Linked DNA regions of Mus musculus: region 2 is linked to region 1. A link is a loop called in an ENCODE intact Hi-C map of the cell type or tissue named here. Cell type or tissue: heart. All regions are shown on one strand. Region 1 overlaps Wdr63 (WD repeat domain 63). Region 2 has its middle 12 kb from the start of 2410004B18Rik.

Evidence for each region. A loop is a pair of places that touch in the nucleus more often than their neighbours do. Peaks named below come from ENCODE experiments on the same cell type or tissue, not always from the same donor. Only the 100,000 strongest peaks of a DNase experiment are listed, where the experiment ranks them.
Region 2: a loop joins it to region 1, with 4 times the contacts of the local background. A loop is called at or near these places in 24 of 42 quality-filtered maps.

The regions. Positions count from the first base shown.
Region 1 is chr3:146,056,909-146,059,408 of GRCm38, reverse strand. All of the region lies in intron 16 of Wdr63 (WD repeat domain 63), which reads left to right. Among named protein-coding and RNA genes, the nearest start is that of Gm35409, 21 kb to the right of the region's middle. In heart, a CTCF peak has its summit at 1,017 (motif pointing left); no DNase peak of the experiment used is centred here; H3K27me3 peaks cover 135 bases.
Region 2 is chr3:145,949,108-145,951,607 of GRCm38, reverse strand. No RefSeq gene overlaps it. Among named protein-coding and RNA genes, the nearest start is that of 2410004B18Rik, 12 kb to the right of the region's middle. In heart, a CTCF peak has its summit at 1,430; DNase peaks (open chromatin) are centred at 57 and 1,347; H3K4me3 peaks cover 784 bases; H3K27ac peaks cover 1,237 bases.

The DNA.
Region 1 (2,500 bases):
TTTTTCTTTCGTGAACTTAGGGCCTCACACATGCAAGCTGCCATGTGCAGTCTACATTCAGTCAACACGTATTTCTTACACTCCCCCCAAAGGTCCTAGGCTCTAAGAACACAGTATTGGAAAAACAGGTCTTGGGACTGGAGAGGTGGCTTAGGCCTCATGAGCACTGACCGCTCCTCTGTAGGATCCTGGTTCCGCTCACAGCGCCCGTGTCAGGTGGCTCACAACTCCCCGACTCCAGCTCCAGGGACTCTCGCTCTCTTTTGGATGTGCACATGCTCAAACACACATAATTTAAAATCAAAAATATTTTTTGAAGATAAGTCTTTTCACAGACCTAATATTCTGGTGGGACAGATAGAAAATACATTTACATGCACTTAAGGAAAAGCCTCTCGTTAAAATAAGCAGCTTATAGAACACCGTTATGTTGTCAAACATGAAAACATAGCATCCAAACATTTTCTTTTTGCACAACGTGATTTTATATATTACTCTTTTTAAAAAAGATTTATTTATTTATTTATATGAGTACACTGTCGCTTCAGACACACAAGAAGAGGGTGTTACAGATGGTTGTGAGCCACCATGTGATTGCTGGGAATTTAACTCAGGACCTCTGGAAGAGCACTTGGTGTTCTTAACTGCTGAGACATCTCTCCAGCCCCTACGTATTACTCTTAAAGAAAAGCATCTGGGATAAATCAAAATAGGAGGAGCAGACATGTTCCCAGCAAAAACACAAGCAGGCCATACAGAAATTCATGCTGCAGGCAACTCCATGGGTTCAGAAAGATCTGTGGCTTCCTGCCTCCTGTGTGAGTAACCAGCCTTAGTAATTTTATTAGACACCTGAGGTTTGGACACACTGCCAGCCGAGCACCCATTCTGGCCAGTCTCGGATCTGTTCATTAGAATGCACACATAACTTCCCTAAGACATTTTGTCTATTGATTGGGACATTTGATTGACTGGATTCCTTGGACCATGGATCACCAGCGCCTGGTGAACCTGCCCCATTTTTCTGGTACTCTGTCGCCACCTAGTGACCAAGGACTTCCCCCCACCCCCATTATTTTAGTATCCAAAATAGGTCATGGTCCCTGGACATAATCTAGTAATTTTTTTAAAGTTCTAAGTGTATTACTTTTTAATTAAAATATTCTTCATATAATATAATCATGGGTTTCCGTGCCCCAGCTCCTCCAAGATACCCCCCCCACCTCCACACCCACCCAAATCCACACCCTTGCTTTCCTATCTCATTAAAAACAAAAGCCAACTAGAACAAACCAGACTAGGAAACAAACCAACCAAGAAAAAGAAGGTGCTAAAGGTGTGTGTATTGGTGTGTGTGTGGGGGGGGGTATACAGGCATAGACACACAGAGAAATCCCACAAAAACACAAAATATGAACTCATATAAGAAGACCTGTAATGTTAAAACAAAATAAACAAAAGGCAAAGCAAAACAACACAAAACAAAAACAAAAACCCACCTAGACAACGCATAAAAAAAAGTCTCCAAAATATCCAATAACACTCTGTTGGAGAAAACTTTTTTTTTTTCACTTGTGAGCAGTTGTCAATTGGAAATAGCTTCTGGGTTGGGGATGGGAGCTTGTGTCTGCTTCCCTTGTCCGCACTGGGATCCCATCCGGCTTAGCCCTCTTCAGTCCCTGTGTGTGCTACCACAGTCTCCATGACTCCTCGCGTGTATCAGCCCTGCTGTATGTAGAAGACCTCGCTTCCTTGGGACTTAATGAGAAATCTCACTCAGAACTGAGTGTTCCACAGCCTTACACTCTGCACATTGTCCAGGGTGGGTCTTTGCGTTTGTTCCCACCTGCTGCAGGAGGAAGCTTCTCTGATGATGACTGAGCAAGACACTGATCTATGGAGAGAGCGGAATGTCATCAAGAGTGATCTTGTCCCTTTAGCAGAGCAGTAGTGTTTGTTTTCTCCCTAGGTCCCTGGCCCATCTAGTCTCGGGTTCTTGGGCAATCAAGCAGCGTCAGACACGGGTTCCATCTCATGAGGTCCACCTTAAATCTAGTCAGATAGTGACAGGTTACTACCACAACATTTGTGCTGCTACCGCACCAGCACAGCGTGCAGGCAGGGCATCACTGGTGGACTGGTTTGTAGCTGGGTTGGTGTTTACCTTTCTCCTCTTGTAGCATCCAGAGCATCTTCCAGTACCATAAAATCAGTCAGTAGGGCTGAGGGCTGTAGGTAGACACCAGCTCGACCTCTCCATGAGAAAACTGCATGTGCTTTAGTGAGGAAGGCTTTAGCCTAATAGCTTTCGAATTCTTTTAGAGCAGCCTTCAGAGACTGCCATATACTTTTTAAGCATAATGATTAAGAGTGGATTCTGGTGTTGATGGTCTGTGTTTTAAAATCTAGTTTATTATTTGACCAAATAAGTGATTGTGCCTCTTTATGCCTTACCTTATCTCTATCCTGTCTGGGGGGAAAAGGTGAGAAGATAACAGAG
Region 2 (2,500 bases), 110 kb after region 1:
GGACCCCCGGGGGGGGGGGGTCCCTTCAGGACGAATGCCTGTGACATCATTTCCTTCCACAAGGTCCTGCCTTCTAAAGGCACCACCACTTCCTGGTAATGACACAGGCTGGTGACTGAGCCTTTCAACATGTGAGCCCTTGGGGACATTTAACGTACAGTCAGAGGACAGACTGCTGTCTCCTCTCTCTCTGCAACTTCTTTTATCTTAAGTGAACTGAGGAGAAGAGAAACCCAGAGGGCTTGTCAGTGAATGAGCACTTCATGATTGTGTGGTTAAAGGGTGCTGAAAAGGGAGCCATGTTCCCGGCCTGGAAGAGTTAAACAAGCCGAGGGGGTTCAGGGCTGAAGGGGGTGCTGAGGCTGAGGCTGAGGGTCTCAGGTAGGTTGGATTTTCTATTTAGCCAAACAGTCAGGAAAATATTTTCCTAAGCCACATGCAGTGGCTGTAATCCCAGCACTGAGCTAGGATGCTTACTAAGCATTGAGAGGCTGAGGCAGGAGAATTCCTAGTTTGAGGTCAACCTGTGCTACAAAGGAAGTTTGAGGCCGTGATGAGCTACACATTGAGTCCCTGTATTAATAAAAGAGCAAATTTAAACCTATTTCACCTACTTTTATATTGTAATAATTGTGATTTTTAAGTATACACTGCTGTCCTGTAAACCAACATGATAACACTGTAATGGCAGGGAAGCCATTACAAACACACTGCTGTTTCCATTCCGGTCGGGGCAATTAAGGAGGGGCTTTTATCGCGACTTCAGTAACTGGGAGAATTTCATTCATAAGAAAATGTTTCAAAGATAAGGCAAGGGGCGGGTGAAGAAGAAAGCATCATGGGGGTTGGGGGAGGGGTCAGGAGGAAGACTCGTGCGGGTTTTATCTCTGACAGGATGGTGACTTTTGCTGTTTCCTGCCTTCAAGAGTGTTGTAGGATTTTTGTGTTTTCTAGAGACAGTTTCACTCTGTTGCGCATGCTGGCCTGGAACCTGCCCTCTAGCTCAAGCTGGCCTCAGACTCACAGTGCCCCAGCTGCTTCCCATATGAAATGCAAGGCTCTCCTGCGCTCTGCAGATGTCATAAGCCAATTAGGCAGGTGTGACAGATGCGGCCAGCTCGGAGGCGACTGAAATGTGATTCCCTGGCTAGGAGGGAGACTGGGTCCTGTTACTCCTCCTGAGAGATCCTCTCTTGGGCACTGCTTTTTAACCCTCAGACAGACTCTATCAGGAGCTGGGGCTGAGAGATTTCCTCAGCCCTTCAAACCGGGATGAGCAGGTGGCATCCTTCTGTAGGAGCGGGGAGAAGTGCCTGTACTCTCTTCTCGGGGTAGCTCAGGCTGCCTCCAGCAGCAAGGAAAACCCGGATCTAAGGGATGCTCTAGCGCTCCAGGCAGTTGCCAGTTTTTTAGCAGCCTCTAGCTCCACCTAAGGTTTGTCTCTGCTAATTGCCACCCTGTTTTAGTAAAATAAAAGTTGCGGGAGTGGAGGGGAGGGGCCGGTTTACTTGCTTTTTTTTTTTTTTTTTTTTTTTCTTCTGGAGTGTTCTTTTCACTCCAAATTTGTCTTTCCTCCATTTCAGTCATCGATTTCTATTGCCGAAAGCAAAACGACCAGGTTCTCAACGGAAGCACAGACGAGGGCCGCTTTTGAAGCGGTCTAAAAACAGGAGCATGGTTTTTGGGAAGAGCTAAAAGAGGGCCTAGAAGAAACGCCACGTTCTTGGTACAAAGAGGTAGTTTGTGGTAGGAAGCTTAACATTTAGAATTTCAAGGTGCACAGAAACATTGAAAGCGGTTATTCAAATGTAGCCTCACGAAGTTAGCTGAAGCTGGGCATAGTGGCTCATATAACCCTCAAATGGAAGAGGTGGAGGCAGGGGGATCAGGAGTTTAAGGTCATCCTCCACCAGGTACTTAGAAGACTACCTGAGCTCCATGAGACTAAGCTCGAGGTCCCGCCAACCCCCAACAGGAGAAGAAGTTAGGAGCACAAATTCAAGCCAATCAAAGAACTCTAAGCGTTTATGATTTCATGTTGAAAACTTAAAAAAGGCAAATTCATGATCAACACTCTTACCAAAGACTTAAAATGCCCACTATAGTGTTATTTATTGTGGTAAATTTTTTTGAGAAGCTTTATTGTCTGGTAACTAAATGATAAATTATGATACAATGAACTTGAATACTTGTAAATAGTTTTAAAACCATTTTGTGTGTGTGTACATGCATGTGTGTGCGCATACGTGCCCTAATCTATATATGTGCACCATAATCATGCAGGTGCCCTCAAAGTCCAGAGAAGGTGCTAGAGTCCCTGGAACAGATGGTTGTGAGCCATTCAATATTGGTGGTGGGACCAGAACCTAGGCCGTCTGCAAGAGCAGCAAGTGCTCTTAACGGCTGAGCCATCTCTCTAGCACCCCAAAAATAGATTTTTGAAAAATCCTTGCAGGACTGAAAAGGTTAAATGTTAAATAAAAGAATATTGATCTTGTCT